Regions from separate parts of the Homo sapiens genome. Here all the other regions are linked to region 4. Evidence: chromatin contacts called from ENCODE Hi-C or POLR2A ChIA-PET data. All regions are on one chromosome and are shown on one strand. The core of a region is the stretch at or near the end of the contact, and the rest is flanking DNA. Distances in the headings are between cores, read along the strand shown.

Region 1 (2,700 bases), core at 14-2,513, 3.7 Mb after region 4:
TAAATTTCGTGAACTACGGAGAAACCCCTGTGAGGCTGCAAATTCCCTCCGCTCTCCTGGAAAACCCTCTTATCAGAAACATTTGAAGAATTTATCCACAACAATTAAGCTGACTTGAAGAATGGAAACCTAACATCTCAAATATACTATATATGGAATGAAACATGGCCAAACACATAAATACAAACTCACACGGTCTCTGACACTTTGGTGTACGACTGTGCCTGAACATCTCACAGCATCAGCAACAGAAAGATCCACCTGTCACCTGTTCAGCACCGCCAAGAGACCCTTGCAGCCTCCCTGACTCAACCACAATCGTAGGGTTTGAGGTTGATGGGACCGAAAACCAGAAACATCCAGTGAAATTTAAGGGGCCACATATTCATAGTAGGGCTTGCCCCCCACTTCAAAGACGGCTGCAGAAAACCAAGATCCGCAAAGGAACGATGTTCTCCCTCCCGCCCGACCCCCACATAACTGCCCCGTGTCTGTCCCCAAAACCCCCGCCCCTGAGTCATCTTTAACTAGACCTCGGCTCCCCAAAAGGAGATTTTTCCTCCCCCGCCCCCACCTCACACATGCCTGGGGGCGGGTCAGGGGCGCCGACGCAGGGAGGGGCCCTCCCGAGCCCCTTGCGCCCTCCCCCACCCGGGGCTCTCCTAGGCGCTCGATTCCAATGAAGCTCCCCCTCCCCCCCCGCACGGACGCCCCGGAGCCCAGGCCCGGCCCGATGCTCCCCACCCCCACCGGACTGGGGGACTCGGGGGGCCTCCCTCTCCGCCACGCCACTGGGGGAAGGAAAGAGGCGGAGGGAGGAAGAGTGCAAGTTAGAAGCGAACGCCCCGCACGGGCCTCGCGAGGCGGCAGAGCCCCTTCCAGACGGAGGGGGGTGCGGGGCGATGAGGGGAGAGCCAGGTTGGGGATCCCGCCGAGGCCCGGCAGCGCTGTCCGCTTACCCTTTGCCGCCGCCGCTTCCCCCTCCTCCTCCTCGGCCGCCGCCGCCGCCGCCTCTCCCACTAGGGCAGCCGTCTCCACCGTCGCCTCCGCCACCACGGCCGCCGCCAGCGCCGCCGCCGCCTCCGGTTCCACCCGGCAGGGGGGACACCTCAGCCCTCCCTCCCTCCCCGCTCAGCCCCCTCCGCTCGCCCGCCGCCGCCAACTCCCTCCGGCCGCCGCCGCCGCCACCGCTCCTGGCTGAGGGGGAGGGGAGGGGGTCGGGCTGGGTCGCCCCGCCGGCGGCTGCAGCAGATCAAAAACGACGGCTGGGCGGCGTCGCCGCTCCCCAATCCTCAGCTCCGGCTCGCTCGGCCTCCCCACCTCCCTCTGCCCCCACCCCCCTCGCGCTCGCCTGCCCTCCCCCCACCCCCCCAGCTCTCGCTCGCTCTCGCCGCGGCTCCGCCAGCCCAGTCCAAATCAAAATACTGTCACACAATATGGCGGCGCGGCGGCCGGCAAACACCGCGAGATCTGCAGCCGCGGCTGAGGCGGCGGCTGTGACGAGGCCTCCCCTAGCCGAACGGCGGGGGAGCAGCAGGCGGCGGCGGCGGCGGCGGCTGCGGCTGCGGCCCGGGGATGCTCTTCCTCCGACCTGTACCCCTCCCCCGACACTCGCAGTCTCTACGCCTGTCTTGCTAGGGCTGGAGGGAGGACGCGGGCCGCCGCTGGGGCCGTGCGAGGGGGGTGCCGGTGCGGGCAGCCCGGGGAGGGCTGGGACCCCCTTTCTCCGCCTGGGCCCCCCATCCTTGGGGGTAGGTTGCGGGTTCCACCTCCCGCCACGGGGGCCGCTAGCAGTTTGGGCTGAGGGAAGAAAGGAACTGAGCTCGCGTCCCAGCTGCACCTAGCGGAGGGGCTGGCCGGGTCCGGAAGTGGGTGGCGGGACTTGCCGGGCGGCCGGCGGCGCCGCGCGGGTGGGGTCCGGGGGCCCGGCCGGACCCCGGGGCGCTGCGGCGGCCGAGAGGAGCAGGTGGGCCCGCGGCGGAGGCTGGCGCCGGGTCGCTGCGGTCCGGGACACACCCCCTTGGAGCCGGATCGCACCGCCGGCTAACGGGAGGGACCCGTGCAGAATCGTCCCTAGGGTGTGCGGGAGACGTCTTGGGAGCCTCACAACTGGCAACTTCGAGACTTGGAAAAAGTGTCGGCTTCTGACTTTTCTTGAGCAGTTGAGGGGGAAAAAAGAAATCTAAATGCTGCGAGGGTTTCGTTGTTTCGATTTTATTTTAATTGCACGTTCCTAGAAGTCCTAGAAGCAGAGCCAAAGACTAGCTTTGCGGGAAGAGGGGGGGCCTTCAAGTTTCTACCTCCTTAAATAAATATTTGTTTAGTGTCCCCCTAGGGAAAAAAAAAGCGTGTTTAATACTCAGACGTTTCTCACAATGTGAAATATTTATTTAAAAATTCTAGCGCTTCCATGGTGTCCAAAACACTAGGGCATTTTTCTGCCCCTGTCCAAAATGTCCATATCCCTGGCAGTTTCTTCCTTGAAACAATTCTTACTCCAGAGAAAAATCCTAAAGGACCATTTTTATACTTTTATTTCCAGTGTGAGCACTGTAGCTACAGTGAGAATTTTTTTTAAACCATCTTTTAAATAGTAGAGCCTTCCTCACAGTTAAAAGTTCTTTCTCCCCACTTCCTTTTTCCTCATTCATCCTTTGAAAATACCTGAAGTCTGGGCTATAGCACCAATTCAAATACTTT
Region 2 (2,700 bases), core at 107-2,606, 4.8 Mb before region 4:
AGCAGATGTGAACATTTTGGCTCTTGAGGGTGACACTGCTGAATCTATGCCAGGTCCTCTCTCTCTGGAAAATTACTAAACTACGCTCAAATGATAAAACAAAACAAATACATTTCAGGCGGGGCGCGGTGGCCTACGCCTGTAATCCCAGCACTTTGGGAGGCCGAGGCGGGCGGATCACGAGGTCAGGAGATCGAGACCATCCTGGCTAACATGGTGAAACCCCGTCTCTACTAAAAATACAAAAAATTAGCCAGGCGTGGTGGCGGGCGCCTGTAGTCCCAGCTACTTGGGAGGCTGAGGCAGGAGAATGGCGTGAACCTGGGAGGCGGAGCTTGCAGTGAGCCGAGATCGCGCCACTGCACTCCAGCCTGGGCGACAGAGCGAGACTCCGTCTCAGAAAACAAACAAACAAACAAAAAAAAACAAATATATTTCAAAATGAACACCCGAAGCCCCCACAGTCATAGCTGTGTGCCTCCATGCACCTCTGCAATGTGGTGGGAGCGGGAATATCCATGCCCAAATACTTGCCCATAAATATCTCCCATCTAACTCTTTGTGGAGGAGATCAGATCCGAGTGGAAGGGCTCGGTGTCCCTGAGGGTAACGCCCATTGTCTAAGCAAGAGGAGTCTCTTTCTAACCCTAATAGGCTTGTTAACTCTTGGTGTTCTTCCTGTTCCTTTTTAGATAATCTATTAGGTTGGCACAAAAGTAATTGCAATCTTTGCCATTAAAAGTAATGGTAAAAACCGCAGTTACTTTTGCACCAAAATAATACATCACAGGTTTATACTCAGCCTTTGTTACTATTTTAGGTTGAATTATTTCCGTGCAAACCCTCAGAGCACAGGGATCTGTAATTATACTTTGCAAGAGATGTTACGTGCTACCAGCAAATTTTCCAGCTCAGTGATGCAAGGCAGGAGCTGTACATCTTCTCACATGTGGTTATTCATTCCATACAGTACTGAGAAAGAGCCTTAGTCACATTTGGACTCCCTAAGGAAGTGTCAGGCCACATCACTGCAGCCACATTCCTGCACAGAGCTTGCCTCAACCTCGCTCCTCCAGGCGAGCTCCATGCCGGCCACGTGATGGCCCCCGCCAGTGTTGAGAAGTGATTCATCGTCAGCTCCAGGGGAAAAACAGACTGTGTAGGAAGGTTCCATATGACAAAAACATCCGGATTTTTTTTCTTTCTGCCTTCTACTGGGCAATTCAGACCTTGTTATCATACAATTGAGGTGGAAATGTGACGTAATTAAACTGATTTATGAAAGTCACATACAGAAACCAGAGTCATTTTTTAGAGCCCCAGTGTGGTTAAAGTTTACTTCCTCTGTACATTTATAGCAAAGGCTTTTGAACATGGTTGAGGGCAGAGAGCCAGTTTCGGGTAGATTGGGAGAAGGTCTATTTGCTGGTTACTGCTGCTTCAATTTATATTTCCCCCTCAGTTTTACCAAGGAAAAGGCCTTAATGGACTGAATTCAATGTGAAGCTTGTGTGATTCTCTATCTGTGGCCACTTCAATGTGAACGCCAATGACCATGAGCCGGGTAATGACTTGGAAATATACTAGACAGAGCACAGCCATGGGAAATACCACGGAAGACTATGTTAGCTCCAGAATAACATCATTAAAACTAGCTTAATTTAGTACAGCATCTGGATCAGAAATAGTCCTAAACATGCATACACAAAGCAAGTATACATTTGCATGATACGTACACAGAGCTTTAAAAAGCAACCTGGATATAGTGTGTCAGTTTTCAGAAAGGGACCAAGATGAGATTAATGAACCTTGACACCTGCTTTGCTCTCTTCCACTGCCGTAGAAATCCTCTCTGCTGAGAGTCTGGCATACTTCATAGATACAGTATTTGGAGAAGCAGCAAGGCTGGATGGTTTGTGTAACACACTGGAAACGTCATGAGGCTGATTCTAGATTTGCCAGTCATCAACTGGGGGCACTTGGCCACGTTTTCTAACTCACAAAGGTTTTCCAGGATAACATTTCATGCTACCTCCCCTTGGTGTTTTGAGGAATCGTCAATAGGACAGACAGGCAAGCACATGAGAAACATAAGCTGCTAGTTGGCACAGGTGTGTTGGGCTGCTGGAATCAGGCAGGTGTATGGAGCCGGGTGACTCATGGAGGAGGAGGGGTTCCACCTGGAAGGGACACTCCCTGGTCTCTCTCCACATAGCTAATGTGAGTCACCACATTCCTGGCTCCCTGCCTGACTTGCTTCCGGGTCAACCACGGAACCCCAGGGCCACCTGGGGTTGGGCCTGCTCCAGCTGTTCCCTTCGGAGCCTTGCCCTGCTTGCTTTGCACTTGTTAGAAGAGGGAGCAGGTACTTCCCCGCAGGGACCTGTGTCTGCCTTCAGCTGTCTAAATTCCATGGAGAAGGCCTGGAGATCCATGGGGAAAACTCCTTTCATTCTGGGATGGTCTGGCCTGGAAGCCCGGAGCAGCTTCCTCAACCCCGCCGCCCTCCCCTTTTCCCTGCCTTGTACCCAAGGAGCCCCAGCCCCTACTCCACATCACAGAGGGCAGAGGTGGAGCCCACCTGGGACGGTGGCCACCTATACCCTCATCACCAGGCCTACATCAGCACCCTCTGGGCGTGACTTCCCTCACTTTCTAGGTAATGAAGAAAAAGATCGTGTTTTACATTGAGACGTATAA
Region 3 (2,700 bases), core at 1-2,500, 3.4 Mb after region 4:
CCCTCACCCAGGCTGGAATGCAGTGGCACGATCTCGGCTCACTGCAACCTCTGCCTCCCGGGTTCAAGCAATTCTCCTGTCTCCGCCTCCCGAGTAGCTGGGACTACAGGCACCTGCAACCACGCCCAGCTAATTTTTCTATTTTTAGTAGAGACGGGGTTTCACCTTGTTGGTCAAAGTGACACTTACCGTGCCCTTCGCCTTTGTATTTAGAGTGTTCATATTCAAGTCTTGACTAGGAAGAGGTGTACCGACATAGTTTCTTGTCATTCTCAGAACACTTGCTCTTTAAAATATTCAAACTTTTCCCTACCATTCTACTGAAAAAAGGCTGATACTGGCCTAGGTAGGCACGACTCTACGGCAGGAATGGTGAGCATCAGCCACGTTTTAATGTTAGGATGCCTCGATTCTCCCACCTCAGCTGGCATCAGAAGCACCTGCAGGACTCTCCAACCCGGACTGCTGGGCCCCGCCCCCAGAGGCCGGGCTGAGTCCCCAGGGGATGCGGACACCGCCGATCGCGCCCCGCCGTGAGAACTTCTCCTCCAACATCCGACAAAAACATTACGTCGCGCGAGGGCCAGGTCTCTCCCTCTGCCCACCTGAGCCCGGCGGAGCCCCGCAGCCTCGGAACGGCGGACCCTCGCGATCGCAGGCCGAGCAGGCACAAGTGGCCTGGAAATGCGCGAAGTGGGCAACTTCCACACTTCCCGAGCACACAAACATTCCTTGCCCAAGCGCTGGCTCTACCCCGGGAAGGCGCCATTACGAAGGCCTGATCACCGGCAACCGCGCGCTTCGACGGCAAAGCCCCGTCAGGTCGCGCGCCGGCTTGGGCCGCCGGAGAGTCGGTGTGGAGTGGCTCGAGGCTCACTCACAGCGACGCAGCCCCAGTGGGTCCCTTTCCTCTTACCTCGGCCTCCCACGCCGCCCCCATTTCCTGGGGTGCTTCTCCCCACACCTCCTTCGGGGGCCCGGACCCCCGCCCCTGCCCGCCGGTGGGATGTGGGAAGCGTCACTGTGGACAGCCCGGGCCTCCCGGAGAGTCGGAGTCGTAAAGCGGCCAGCCAGGCCCGCCCTGCCCTACCTGTGGGGCTCCGGACAGCGGCGGCGGCTCGGGGGCGCCCGTCGTCAGCCAGCCGGAGGCGGGTAGCGCCACGAACAGCAGGAGCCGGAGGGCGAGCGACCCCGGTGGAGCGCCCTCCATCTTGGACAACCCGGGCAGAGGGCAGCCGCGGCCGGGAGGTGAGGGCGGAGCCGGCCCGCGGGCGGGACGGAGCTTCGGCGGGAGGGACGGGGAGGGGCGGGGAGAGACGGGGAGGGGCGGGACGGGCCCTCCCCTCCCCGGGCGGCCGCGGAGAGGCGCGGGGACGCTCCGAGATCCGGCTCGCCAGGGAAAGGCGTTTGCGCACGCGCAGCGCCGCGCGGCGTCGAGGGGCGGAGTGAAATCTTGGAAGGTACGGCCCCTCATTAGACCCGCCCTCAGGATTGGACAGGACTCCAACTGGAGCGATGTAAATGTCCTCGTAACCATTATTTTTAAAATTAGTATTTACACACATGCATGTGTCTGTGTGTGCACATGTACATGTACCTATACGATGAAAACAACGGTAATATTTCAGAAAACTGTTATACATTAAAAATGAAACATCGCATTTACAGGGGAAGTTTTTATTAAGTGGGTAATTCCCCACCCTTGGCTGCACGTGGGACTCTCCCGGGCAGCTTTAAAAAGTACTGGGGTCTTCCTGAACACCCCACTTTCCAGCCTGGGCTGCGGCTCGGGCCCTGGTGGTTTTTTAATTTTCTCGGGTGATTCATTGTGGGGCCAAGGTTGAGGATGCGCCATGCTTACTGTTCAGCATTCTGCCGACCCCTGGAGGCGGCGCGGGGACAGCGCTCAGCTGGAAGGAAGCCAGCGCACCTGGGCTGTCAGTGCCTTTTTGGTCAGTATCGTAACTCTAAAGTGAAAGTGTTAGACTTTTCTTCCACCTTGCAGATTTAAAAAAAAAAAAAAGTTACGGAACCCTGTAAAGCAGAGTAGCAAGAAATTCAAGCATTTTAGATTAACAGGATTGCATGTTGATTGAGAAAAACTTGGAAACTTGGCCATTCAGGCAGAATAAGAGTAATATTTAGTCTTCCTTTGAAATAAAACTTTTGACATGAAATAAAACTTTTGACATGAAAAAGGAAACAAGAATCTATTTCTCTCTTTGAGCCCCCTTTACTCCTTTGAACACCCTCCTCCCACAGGCCTGCTGACCGCCACCGCCCCCTCCCCCGGCCCCGCCCCAGAATAAATTATAAACGTTTTGGCTAAAGACTCCTTTCAACTAACTCCGGGCTTACTCTGAGATTCCCCACGCCATTGTTAAGCTACAAGTGATTTCACAGCGAAGCCCCACACACTTCTGGGTTCCATCTGCAAACTTGGCCTTTTCCTTTTTTTCCTACTGCTGGAATTAAAAATGAATTTGGAGATGGGCGTGGTCATTTGTGCCTGTACTCCCAGCTATGCAGCAAACGCAGGCAGGAGGATCGCCTGAGTCTATTAAAAAAAAAAAAAAAAAAAGGAATCTAGAAGCCGGGTGCAGTGGCTCACGCCTGTAATCCCAACACTTTAGGAGGCCGAGGCGGGTGGATCACTTGAGGTCAGGAGTTCGAGAATAGCCTGGCCAACATGGTGAAACC
Region 4 (2,700 bases), core at 24-2,523:
TGGCCGCGCCCCACCGGACTCGTCACTAACGGTACTGAAAACTGACTACAGCCAAGAACTCACTCCGAGGCTGCAGAAAGGCACCAGAGGGAAACAGCAAAGGAGGATTCGCCGTTTTGGAGTTCACATCCCGTTGCTTCACTGGGCTGTAGCCATAAAGCTGAGTTCAGGGAATGCACTGCCCTACTTAAGTGCATATTCAAATTGTGAAAAGTTAAGCATCACTAATACTCCGGTACACTTTCATACTGACGTCCATGCCAGCCATCACTAAAAACTCCCTTGGCCACGGGGGTCCAGCCCAAGAGGGCGGGCACTTCTATTTATTCTTTTTTTGGGAGCAGGACTACTGTCTCCTACACCTGGCCCTTTAAGGAAAGGAACAAAAACCCAGGGGAGCGTAGCTGCACACTCAGTAAACTTAACGTTCCTATAAACCAGTAGCGTCTGAAGTGTGGTTGAAAATACAAATAAACGCGCTTGCAAGGAAGAAGTGCCTCGGTCCTACCCTCGGCCCCGCCGGAAGGCCCTGGGAGATGCAGCCGCAGGTCTCCTGCTACAGCCGCTGGGGAAGGCCGCACAGCCTCCTCGCCCACCCCGGAGGAAAAAATCGCGGGGGACTCCAGTGCGCAGGCGCCGACCCGCCAACTCCGCAGCCACAGCCCGCCAAGGCGCCTGCGCAGAGGCGTGGGTCAAGGGGAGGGTCGAGTTAGGAGGGAGAGCAGAGCGCGCGCGTAAATCCTAGAGAGGCGGGCTAAGCTGGACTGGGGGGAGGGTCCGTCTTCCGGAAAGTCTGGATTCCCGGACGAGCCGAGTTGCTGCTCACCGAACTCCCGTTCGAGAGATGATCGAAGAAAGTCGGCTACCATTTGTACCCATCAAAGATCTCCAGATGGAAGCCAGCGCTGAATTTGGGCTGAGATTAGGACTTGCAGGAGGCCGGTCCAGAAGACGGCGGAAGGAATCTTGGCGGGCGCACGCATGCGTGATAGACCCTCCACACGTGTGGCCGGGCCGCGGCCTCCCCGTGCTCGGAGGTCCCGCCCCCGGCCGTAGCATCTTTCCGGACGTGGGGAGCCGGTAAGCTGGAAGGGGGCTGGGCTTCGCGGCTCGGCCCCGCCTCGGCAGCCTCCAATTGGGCGCGGACGAGGGCGCCCCCACCCACTGCCCTCCTATTGGTGCGCGCATGCAAGCGACGCGTCTCATTGGACCGCGCGGATTTAGGCACCAAATTCAAAGATTTTAAAAGTACCAGCTGGCGCCTTTTAAGAGATACAGGTCTGTGAAGCAGGCAGGTTGCTCAGCTGCCCCCGGAGCGGTTCCTCCACCTGAGGCAGACTCCACGTCGGCTGGCATGAGCCGGCGCCCCTGCAGCTGCGCCCTACGGCCACCCCGCTGCTCCTGCAGCGCCAGCCCCAGCGCAGTGACAGCCGCCGGGCGCCCTCGACCCTCGGATAGTGAGTGAGGGGAGCGGTCGCGAGGGGGGCGCGCACGCCAGGAGGGGTGCACGGGGAGGGTCGCAGCCTGAGACCCTGACCCGACGTCCCTCGGAGCCTGGACGCGCGGCCATGCCACACGCCCGGCCTCGGGCGGCGGCAGCGGTTCCTGGGTCCGGGAGGAGGGCGGCTGGGTGTCGGGGGGAAGCCAGAAGAGCCAGATGTGCAGGGGCGGGATGGCGGGCCGCGGGGTCCCGCCACCCACGCCGACCGTGGACTCCAGCCCCGGGAGGTGCGGGTCGTGGCATCCCAGGGCGCCCTTTTTCCTCCTCGGAAGACCCACCTACCCCACCCTGCTTGAATAGGCGCCAAATGCCCCTCCCCTCCCCCACCCCGGGGCCCCCGGCGGTGACAGGGCTGCGAGCGAGAAGCCCCCAGGGCCTGGCCAGGTGCCTCACCTTCTCCCCCTGCGCCCCTTTTCTACATCTGCCCCGCACCCTCACAGCCAAAGGCAGTTTCCCCGATTTTTCGCGGTCCCAGCCTTGCTGGCGGGCGCGGGAGATCGCGCTCGCGGTTATCTCCCGCCTCCTCCGCGTGTCCCGCGCCCTGAGGGGCAGCCCCACCGATCCCTCAGGAGTTCCAGGGTCTCCCTCCCCACTCCCGCCAAATGGAGAGACACCCCCCCAACTCATTGGACCAAACTCAACTGGGACATCCAAACAAAAACGTTACTTTTTCCCAATTTTTTCTCCCTTTGCCCGTTAACCCAGTCTCAGGGCCTGGAGTGGAAAGGGAAGACTTTAAAAAAAGCAATTTTTACTACGAACCTTGAATTTGTCCATAGTATTAAGATGATTTTGTAAGAATCGAAGAATTGGTGACTTTTTCCCGATAACTCATGAAGAATTAGATAGTCCTTTATTTCAAAGCTTGCAGAGAATGGAATGCACTCAAATGCTTATTTTTATCCTCTTTGTTGCTACCTCTAAATAAAATCTATATGCACTTATTTTTACCTGAGAAATAACCCAAAATGAAAAAATTTAGCAATTCGGCATTGTACTATTTTGTAATGACTCTATTATTAAAAAAGAACTCTAGAAAAAAATACTTAATTTTAATTTTAATAGATTAAATATATTTCTAGAAGATCCTGGATCGTCAGTCTACCATCGAAATTCTGAAGCTTGATGGCCTTATGAGGGTTTTTTTTTTTTCTTTTTTGATAACTCTAATTGTCTTTACTACCTTGCTCCTCAGAAAG
Region 5 (2,700 bases), core at 179-2,678, 3.7 Mb before region 4:
TTCCTGTCATTCCATGTATACTTAACAGGTGCCAGGATGTGCCAAGCACTTTGGATATGGAGCTCATTTTGCCCTCCAACCCTATGGAGTAGGAATGCTAACACCTAGATTTTCAGGGGAATAGATGGCAAACTGGAGCAGGTAGGTCACTTTCTCAAGGTCACGAAACTAGTAAGTAGCTGTGTCAGTCAGGGTGACTTAAACTGAGCTTTGATAACAAAGAGCTCCCAAATCTTAGTGGCTTACAATATCAAAGATTTATTCCTCCCTCCTGCTAAATGTCTACCAAGGTCTCTGGAGGCTTCTTCCTCAATCTAGGACCTCGGCAGACACTACCAGGACACTGCTGGTTGTCATGCAAGTGGAAAAGGAGAAGACCGCAAAGTGCTCAATGCTGGCACATGTTACTTCTGTTTATTTTGTTGGCCAGAGGCTGTCACATGGTACCTGTAACTTCAGAGGGCCAAGGAAGTACACTCTTATTATCTCAAAGGGAGAGGAGGAATTTTTGCAGACAGCTCTAATGACCACCACAGTGGTAAAGGAAGGATCCCAGAAGAAAGGCATTTTCTAAAGCCTATGCTCTTTGCTCCTATGAGAGCTTCCACTCACGGAGCCCTGGGCGCCTCGTGGGGTCTGAGCACTAAGCGTTTTACAGATATCATTTCTGGTCTTCATAGCCACTTGTTAGGTAGATGCTAATATTCCCTTCATTTCGAGATCAGGTTGCTGAGGCCCAGACAGGTCTTGAAGTAGCTTGAGCCAGATGGTACAGAGAGTACCAAATAGCACGTGTGCAGGCCTCTGATTAGTATGACTCGGGAGGCTCTCTTCTTTCCTTCTTTGCCTTGAGGATTTCCAATGCCACAGACATCATTTCAGTTTCACAACAGAAAACTCACATACATTTTCACAAGATTAAAACTTTGCTTAATCTTGTGTTCATTTATTGTTTTATTAATTGCTCATTGTAAAAATTCAGGTAATACAGGCATGAAGGAGAAAGCGAAAAATCACTAACAATCAAAACATCAAGAGAGAGCCGCTGCTAACATTTTAAGTATGTCCCTCCAGATCTGCTCATCTGTAACTTGTTTCTTCACATAACAATAGGTTGTGAACATCCTTCCAATAAATACACTGCAGTTTTAATGACTGCATAATACTCTATTGAGTGACTGTGCTACAATTTAAAATTCCTTGATGATCCACATTTATCTTCTGTTTAATCTCTCCCTCTTCTCTTGTTAATTCTGAGTTCCAGCTCTTTCTTAACAGTGATGTCTAAAATCTCCTGTGTCTTATGATACAGGATAAGACACAGGTCTCTTATGATAAGAGACCTTATGCTTTCGCATTGTTATGGTCAAAGATCTTTAATCAAAACACTAGTTCCTCTTTGTTACCTCTTTTCTTTCTCCCTCTTTCATAAAGAGCCCCCACAAATGGTATTAAATGTTTTGTTCTGGGAGTTTCAGGCCAGGGATTTTCCTTGACATTTCTTTTTTGTTTCATGTACTTTTTCTGAAATTCCCCAATAAACTGTCCTGTTTTTCTTTTTACTTTTGTTTTTGTATATCCACATTGCTTATTTTATTATATATTTGCATGCCCATATTCCAGAACCACTGAACAGCATGTTTTGTGCTTTTCCTGGCTGTTACCTGTGTGGCAAGGTATTCAGTGGCTTCCTGGCTTCCTTTTCTATGCCCCCTGAGTAACCCCCTATGCAGATTCATCACTTTCCTACTCATTGTAGGTTCCCTGCTTTGCTCATGTTGTTCCCTCAACCTGGAGTGGCCTTTACTGTCATCTAGAGTTGGTCTTCAGAATCCAGCTCAAATGCCTGGCCTTTCACAAAGCACCGTCTGACCCTTTAACTGTTCTTTCCTCTGTGCTTGGTAGCATTTTACTATCACCTCCAATATATACTCAGGAGTCATCTACTGAGCACCTATGGTGTACCCTGGAGGGCTGGGGCAGAACAGACAACAATCAGCCTTGGTATCCACCCTCTAGGAGTCCGGGGAAATAGGAAAACAGAACTGGAACCCAGTGTAGTCCAGGCTGAAATGGAGGTCAGCAGAGACGCCAAGATAATGACAGGGCCACGCCAGCGCTCGCTGGCTTTTCTTTAACGCACGTTTTCCCTTAGTAAAAATCAAGATCCTGAGGGAGAAGTGATCCTTTTTAATTCGCCTTTTCGGGACTTTGTGGCAGCGCTTAACGCGCCTTATGCTTAATGGCACACGTCGGGGGGCTCCCGGGAGATGACGGGTGGGCGGACCCCAGGCGCAGGTCCAGTCCCATTACCCACATTTCCCGGAGCCCAGTCTACTTTTCACATCTTTCATTCCCCCTGAAATAGATGCACATTCGCCTCCAGATTTAGAATAGGAGCAATGAGTATTTCACGAAAGCCTGGAAAATATGACTTTTCCAGAAATGGCTTAAGTCGGTCATAGATCTTCAGGCTCCTGGCAACTGCGGGACGGGGGTGTGCCCTAATTGCATCCATTTCCTCCCAGGCCTGATTGGGAATCTTGCACCGGCATCGCGAGCCCCGCTCTTCGGCCTCCAGGAGCGAGTGAGGGACGCGGGAGAGGGGCTTTTCTTCGGCGTGCGCGTCCCCCTGCCGCCGGCTTCTCCAGCTCCTCGCCGGGCCGCGCTGCCGCCCAAACTCCGCGGCGCCGCCCGCTC
Region 6 (2,700 bases), core at 141-2,640, 4.0 Mb before region 4:
TAAGAACAGGAAAGCACAGGCAGGAGATGAAACTTTACAAGCCTAGGCGTTTCTCGGCTTTTAAAAAATGCTGTGAGTTGGTTTTCCCAGCAAGGAAGGTTGATGAGCATGCACTTGGCTCCAAGAAGCAGCTATTACACAAATAGAATCCAAGTGCCTGGCTAAGCCGCCCAGCCTCGGTGCGTCGGGTAACAGCCAATGGCGGCGGCCTGCCAGCCTCGCCCCGCCCACCTCCCGCCGGCCCCGCCCCTCCACCTCGCCCCCTTCCGCGGCCCCGCCCCGCCTCCCCGCCCTGTTCTTGGCGGCCTGGGCTCCGCGGCCCTGCTGGCGTCCTTCGTCTGTAGTTCCTGGCTTTTCCACCGTCAGCCACTCGTTTTAATTACGCGAACGGGTTCCAACTCATCCAGCCTTTAAGTTTGGGTGGTGGTTTTGAGAGGGGGAAAGAGATGCACCAAAGGAAGTAGGGGAAAAATAAAACCTTAAGCGCTGGGCGCGCCACGCGGGACGCAGAGGTTAGGGGCGCGCGGCGAGGTAGCGGGGCGGCGGCGCGAGACGGCGCAGGGGAAACACTCGGTGCCTGCGTGAGTCTGGCCGCGCCGGCTCATGTGTACGCGAAGCTGTGTCAGCAGAAACTTTAGAAAACACGCTGTGCGAGCGGCCGCCGCCTCCCGCCTCCAGGAGGAGCCTGCGGGCGCGCGGGGCGGACGGTGCCTGCAGGCGGCGGCCGCGCTTGCCCGGAAAGGAATGTGGCTGCGGCCGGCGCCTCCTTCCGCGGGGTCCCACAAAGGCTCATCTGTGCGCGGCGCGGCGCCGTCGGAGGAGTCCGAGCCTGTTCAGTCAGGCTGAGGACGCGGTTGTTTTCGTCCCCCTGTCCCCGCCCCCACGAGCCTACGTGCGGGGTAGGGAGGGCGGCACCGGAACCCCCGCCCGGGTCGGGCCGAAAGGAGCGAGCGGGGCCTGCCGGCAGAGGCCGCCGGGCTGCTGTGTGACTCGGTCCCCTCCGCGCTCGCCGCCCTCATCCTCGCCCAGCGCCTCCGCGGCAGGGTTAATTCCGCCCGCTGCCTGGTGGTCCCACTCCCGGGGGATTCCGGGGTCCGTGGAATCACTGGTTCTCCCTTCGGAGGAGCTCGGCTTCTTCCGTGGGCGCGGGCGAGTCTCCCCGCTGTACCGCGGGGCCGGGGCTTGAATAAAACAAAAGAAACCAAGGCGAGGTGTGGACGCGCAGTGAGGACCGGAAAGCGAGGCCTGAGAGCTGGCGGCCTGAAAGCGGTCCTGCGTCCTTCACACCCTCTCTCTAAAATCCCCCTCTCTCAAGCGGGCCCTGACCAAGAGTAAAAGCGCAGCCGAGGAGGGAAGGACGCCGCCGCCGCGCAGGCATCCGGGCAGGGACGGGTGGGCGGGAGATTCCGGGCCGCTGTTCAGGGCAAGCGCTAAAAGTTTCCGGGTCCCCGAATTTCTCATTTCTTTATCGAATTCTGCAAAGAAGTAACGTTCCTTCGGCCATTAATATTGTAAGAATGTATCGTTTCTAGCCATAAGTTCCAGGTTACTTTTTGTAAGAAAATTAAGGACTCAAGTAGATCAGCCAAAGAAACCACGTACAGCATAAACTCACGTACCACTCCTTAAAAAAATAATTTATTGAGTTATGACCAAGAGTTATATAAGGGGAGAGGTAACAAATCTTTGGTGAGGAAAAAGCGATGGAAAAAATATTAGAGAAGCATAATTTTGAGGAAATTACATATAGTTTGAAACCACCACTGTTTAATATTTTGACTCGCGATCTGAGTAGGAGAAATGACCAAGCTAGGCTGTTGTTTATGTGATGCCATCTCATTCAGTTCTACCTACTATTTATAGCTCCAACAGCATCAGAAAGAAAAACACATGCCTAGTGGCTAAAGCATTCAAACACAACCCCTTATAAAAAAGTTAAAGTTTGGGTTAATTAAAAAAAATTAATTTCATATTAAATATATATTTTTAGGTTCCAATTTACAGTTATGTAGTTATATATTATCGCAATAAAAAGATCTGCCCATGGACTGGTTTTTGGTTTTGAGACATGTTTAAATTACATCCCTTACAGAGTGCTCAACTTGTATGGGGGTAAATGACTAACATGATGTTATCTACAAGGTTAAAAAGCAAGAATAAAGAACTAACTACATTTTAGGTCAGTTCTTCATCAGAGAAGGAATGTTAAAAATTTATTTCCATCCAATTTATTTTCTAAATATTATTAATTTTCTTAAATAAAACATTTCCTGAACGGCAAATTTGCTTGTTATGTCTATTCCCTCCTTCCTGAAATGACTTTCTCCTATCCCTCTAACAGCTTTGTCTTTTGCTACTTCTTCATCCTCCAAGTTGTGCCAATTTGTTTCACTTTTTATTTATCTTTGCTAAAAGAGAAAGGCAGGGGGCGAAAAAACCCTAAAGGACTTAAGATTTTCAGATGGTTCTAGCTCTAGAAACATAATGGCTGCATATGAAGGGGAAGACAGGAGTCGTCCAGATACACCCAGATTTTCTTTTGGCTTGGTGGGAAGAATGAATGGCATGGTTGTGTCCTCGGCAATTTGACATGCTTGTGGTATATCCGCGGAGGTGACCCGCTGGCAGCAGGAAATACAGGTCATGGCACAAGTTGCAGGAGACTAAAGAACATGGATTCGCAGGCAATTAGATGACAGT
Region 7 (2,700 bases), core at 45-2,544, 3.8 Mb before region 4:
CGCGGCCGCCGGGGCCGCCGCTCGCAGGGGCAGCGCTGCCATAGTAATTATTAAACTCCGGGACGGCCGCCGGGCCGCCGCCGCCCCCGGGCACGGCGACCGGCGGCTGCTGCGTGCCCAGGGCGCCCAAGCCCGGGTGCTCGTAGCGGCCGCCCGCCGGCTCCCCCATCTTGGGCGGCGCGTCGTCCTCGTCGCCCGGCTTGCTCAGCAGCGGCGGGCCCGGGGGGTCGGCCTGGCCGCCCGCAGCACTGTCCTTGGCGCCTCCATGTTGCGGCTGCTCCATGTCGGGGCCGGGCTGAGGCGCGCCGCCGCCCGCGCCGCCCAAGCTGTTGTTGTTGGAAATGGGATGTTGCTGTTGCTGCTGCTGCTGCTGCTGCTGTTGCTGCTGCTGCTGCTGCTGCTGGAACTGGTTTAGCTGCTGCTGTAGTGCGTGGTGGTGGTGGAGGTGGTGGGCATGGTGGTGGTGGTGGTGGGCATGGTGGTGGTGGTGGTGCTGCTGGTGGGGCGGCGCGGCGGGGGCTTCGCCAACGGTTTTCAGTTTGTGGTTGGGGAGCAGCCCCGTCTCCATGGCCGAGCCCGGGCCCGACGAGGAGGAAGAGGATGCCGCCGCTGCCGCCGCGGAGGAGGAGGAGGAGGAGGACAGCGCGGCGGCGCTTCCACCCTCCTTGAGAGCCGCCTCGGAGCCGCCGCTCTTGGCGCTGTGGGTGCCGGCGGCGGCCGCGGCGCCCGCGTTATGGGCCATGTTGAGTTCGTGACGGGGGAGCAGGGGGTGGTGGTGCACACTGTTCAGGCCGCCGCCGCCGTCGCCGCCGCCCCCCAGCATGGGTCCCGGTGCCGCCGCCGCCGCCGCCGCGCCGCGCGCCCCCGCCTCCAGGTCCCGGGCTCCGGGCGCCGGCCGCGGCCCGGGGGGCGCCCGCCGTTCGCCGCTGCCTGCCCGCGCCCGCGCCCGCGCCGCCGCCGCCGCCGCCGCCGCTGCTGCCCGCGCGGCCATGATCGCCGCGGCGTGGCGAGGCCGGGCGGGGGGCGGGGGGAGACAATAACCCCCACTTTTCAGGCCGCGGCCCCTCCTGTGCGCATCCACGCGGCCCGCCGGGAAGCCGCGACCCCCTCCCCCTCCGCAGGCCCCGCCGGAGCGCCGGGCCGGGCACGCCTTACGCTCTGGGCCTGCTCCTGCTGTGTGCTTTCATGGTGAAAGTTTTTAGTTCAGGTTTAAATGAAACTTTTCTCTTTTCCTCTCTAGCCCGGATATGGGTAAATACACGACTAGCTGAGCCTATCGGGCCCAGCATGGCTTGAGAGGCAGCGGGCGAGCTCGAGCAACTATTATCCACTTCGCTCGCATTACTCCCGCGCACTCGCAAAACGCGGACTGGACTCGTCCCCGGGCCGCCGCCGCCCGCCCCGGCGCAGCCTCGCGGGACCCAGCCGGGCTTGGGCTAAGGCTGGGGCCGGGGCCGGGGCCGGGGCGGCTCGGCGGCCGCTCGGAGCGCGGCGGCGTGGGGCGGCCGGAACCTGCACTTTCCCCCCGGGCCGCTGTCTCCTTGCCAACCGGGCGTTCGCATGTTTGTTTTCACGTCTAAAAGGAACGATACAAAGGTGGAAAACGAGTCTGACGAGCAGACAAAAGAGGGAGAAGGGCTGGGAAACAAAGTTGTCTATTGGCCTCAGAGGTTACAAGGAGCCGACGGAGAAAGAAAATATTTAGGCAATCTGCAAAAGCACGGTCTCTCCCAGGAGTTATGTAATTTTCAGAACGTTCGCCTCTGCCTTGATTTCGGGCCATCGGCGTAATTCCCACAACTTCTTCCAACTGCAAAATTAGGAAAGATTTGAAATGAAGGTTAGCCCCGGTCAGAGAGCCCTATGGCCTGTACCCAGTAGGTACTCAATAAATGCTTATGACTGACTGCACCCGCCCCAAAGAGAATGTTTACATAACTCTTTTTGAAGGCACCTTAAACACGTATGTAGGTTTGTCAGTGTATTTCCAAAGGAATATGTCCACGTATTCCCAAAGGAGCATTTTTCTTACATGCACTTGGATGTCCTCTGTGGAGTATGTACAGTGGTGTTTTCTGCGCCAACTTTCACATGAACATTTAACTCTTGGTGCCAGAACAGCGACAGCTATGGGTTAGCTCGTATCTTCATAAATCTATATGACACCTTTCATCATGTTTCAGAGCTTCGTGTGCACAGTTAACCCTCTCGATATACATTCATTTCAAAGAGATGTGGAACGAAACTAAAATATTATAGACATTATATTTAATAAATATAACTTCAATAATAATATAAAACAGTCAACTCTAGTCCTAATGTAGAAATGTTCCATACTTTGTTCTCTTAAAAATTGGTGTCTATTAACATTTTATAATGTTTTTAATATTTGCATTGTTATTAATGTTTTCAATATGTGCATTGTCCCCTAGTAACATTTTAAAAAGCAAGACTTCTTAACCTTAGGCAATGACCCACTTGTACTAGTGTGGACTCAGTTTTCATTGAGAGAAAGCATTTAAAACCTGGCAGAAACAATACTTACGGTTTTGGTAGAGTATAGTTTTCCAAAATTATTTCATTCTTCAGCTTTCCATAAAAACTATTTTAGTTCATTTCCACTGCAGCAGTGGTTATTTGTTTGACCAAGTGTAAATATGTTACATGACTAAATAGAAAAGGATTGATGGGAAAACTGGT

The links. Hi-C counts contacts between places; a loop is a spot of excess contacts on that map. ChIA-PET counts read pairs that join two places held with the same protein, here RNA polymerase II (POLR2A). Pooled maps may share reads with other maps.
Region 1: a loop to region 4 is called in a map of naive thymus-derived CD4-positive, alpha-beta T cell, with 19 times the contacts of the local background. The contact joins the promoter of TAB2 here to the promoter of FBXO5 in region 4. A Hi-C loop is called at or near these places in 1 of 168 maps with a recorded cell type or tissue (naive thymus-derived CD4-positive, alpha-beta T cell), 1 of 37 single-sample maps with no recorded cell type and 8 of 50 pooled maps.
Region 2: a loop to region 4 is called in a pooled map, with 20 times the contacts of the local background. The contact joins the enhancer-like site here to the promoter of FBXO5 in region 4. A Hi-C loop is called at or near these places in 2 of 37 single-sample maps with no recorded cell type and 6 of 50 pooled maps.
Region 3: a pooled map shows a loop between it and region 4 (17-fold over the local background). The contact joins the promoter of GINM1 here to the promoter of FBXO5 in region 4. A Hi-C loop is called at or near these places in 1 of 37 single-sample maps with no recorded cell type and 12 of 50 pooled maps. POLR2A ChIA-PET finds 5 or more read pairs at or near these places in 1 of 52 experiments (A673).
Region 5: a map of CD8-positive, alpha-beta T cell shows a loop between it and region 4 (22-fold over the local background). The contact joins the enhancer-like site here to the promoter of FBXO5 in region 4. A Hi-C loop is called at or near these places in 1 of 168 maps with a recorded cell type or tissue (CD8-positive, alpha-beta T cell), 1 of 37 single-sample maps with no recorded cell type and 11 of 50 pooled maps.
Region 6: a pooled map shows a loop between it and region 4 (26-fold over the local background). The contact joins the enhancer-like site here to the promoter of FBXO5 in region 4. A Hi-C loop is called at or near these places in 1 of 168 maps with a recorded cell type or tissue (CD8-positive, alpha-beta T cell), 1 of 37 single-sample maps with no recorded cell type and 10 of 50 pooled maps.
Region 7: a map of naive thymus-derived CD4-positive, alpha-beta T cell shows a loop between it and region 4 (10-fold over the local background). The contact joins the promoter of ARID1B here to the promoter of FBXO5 in region 4. A Hi-C loop is called at or near these places in 2 of 168 maps with a recorded cell type or tissue (both naive thymus-derived CD4-positive, alpha-beta T cell), 1 of 37 single-sample maps with no recorded cell type and 10 of 50 pooled maps.

What each region holds. Positions count from the first base shown.
Region 1 is chr6:149,316,275-149,318,974 of GRCh38, reverse strand. TAB2 (TGF-beta activated kinase 1 (MAP3K7) binding protein 2) reads right to left here and starts at 1,263. Exons shown (of 7, transcript NM_001292034.3): 1 at 960-1,263. RefSeq lists enhancers at 1-40, 201-380 and silencers at 471-1,370, 1,461-2,000, 2,051-2,120.
Region 2 is chr6:157,763,072-157,765,771 of GRCh38, reverse strand. No RefSeq gene overlaps it. Among named protein-coding and RNA genes, the nearest start is that of SNX9, 59 kb to the left of the region's middle. RefSeq lists enhancers at 1,171-1,220, 2,111-2,180, 1,753-2,700, 2,454-2,700 and a silencer at 1,711-1,820. Within about 2 kb of position 1,356, at least 35 of the 41 ENCODE cell types and tissues checked have a DNase peak (open chromatin) inside an H3K27ac peak, as active enhancers do.
Region 3 is chr6:149,564,925-149,567,624 of GRCh38, reverse strand. It overlaps GINM1 (glycosylated integral membrane protein 1), which reads right to left and starts at 1,250. Exons shown (of 8, transcript NM_138785.5): 1 at 1,091-1,250. The coding sequence starts at 1,210. RefSeq lists enhancers at 654-703, 1,954-2,083 and a silencer at 974-1,523.
Region 4 is chr6:152,981,614-152,984,313 of GRCh38, reverse strand. It overlaps FBXO5 (F-box protein 5), which reads left to right and starts at 1,273. Exons shown (of 5, transcript NM_012177.5): 1 at 1,273-1,457. The coding sequence starts at 1,355. RefSeq lists enhancers at 310-429, 720-939 and silencers at 970-1,289, 1,770-1,839.
Region 5 is chr6:156,687,544-156,690,243 of GRCh38, reverse strand. No RefSeq gene overlaps it. Among named protein-coding and RNA genes, the nearest start is that of ARID1B, 88 kb to the left of the region's middle. RefSeq lists an enhancer at 2,382-2,700. Within about 2 kb of position 1,428, at least 8 of the 41 ENCODE cell types and tissues checked have a DNase peak (open chromatin) inside an H3K27ac peak, as active enhancers do.
Region 6 is chr6:157,019,726-157,022,425 of GRCh38, reverse strand. The region is part of intron 4 of ARID1B (AT-rich interaction domain 1B); the gene reads right to left. Among named protein-coding and RNA genes, the nearest start is that of MIR4466, 240 kb to the right of the region's middle. RefSeq lists silencers at 151-240, 541-1,060. Within about 2 kb of position 1,390, at least 40 of the 41 ENCODE cell types and tissues checked have a DNase peak (open chromatin) inside an H3K27ac peak, as active enhancers do; they include CD8-positive, alpha-beta T cell, where a contact is called at or near this core.
Region 7 is chr6:156,775,972-156,778,671 of GRCh38, reverse strand. It overlaps ARID1B (AT-rich interaction domain 1B), which reads right to left and starts at 1,294. Exons shown (of 20, transcript NM_001374828.1): 1 at 1-1,294. The coding sequence starts at 991. LOC115308161 (a long non-coding RNA gene) reads left to right here and starts at 154. Exons shown (of 2, transcript NR_163974.1): 1 at 154-426; 2 at 1,241-2,312. RefSeq lists an enhancer at 1-77 and silencers at 41-270, 521-590, 661-810, 961-1,200, 1,221-1,570.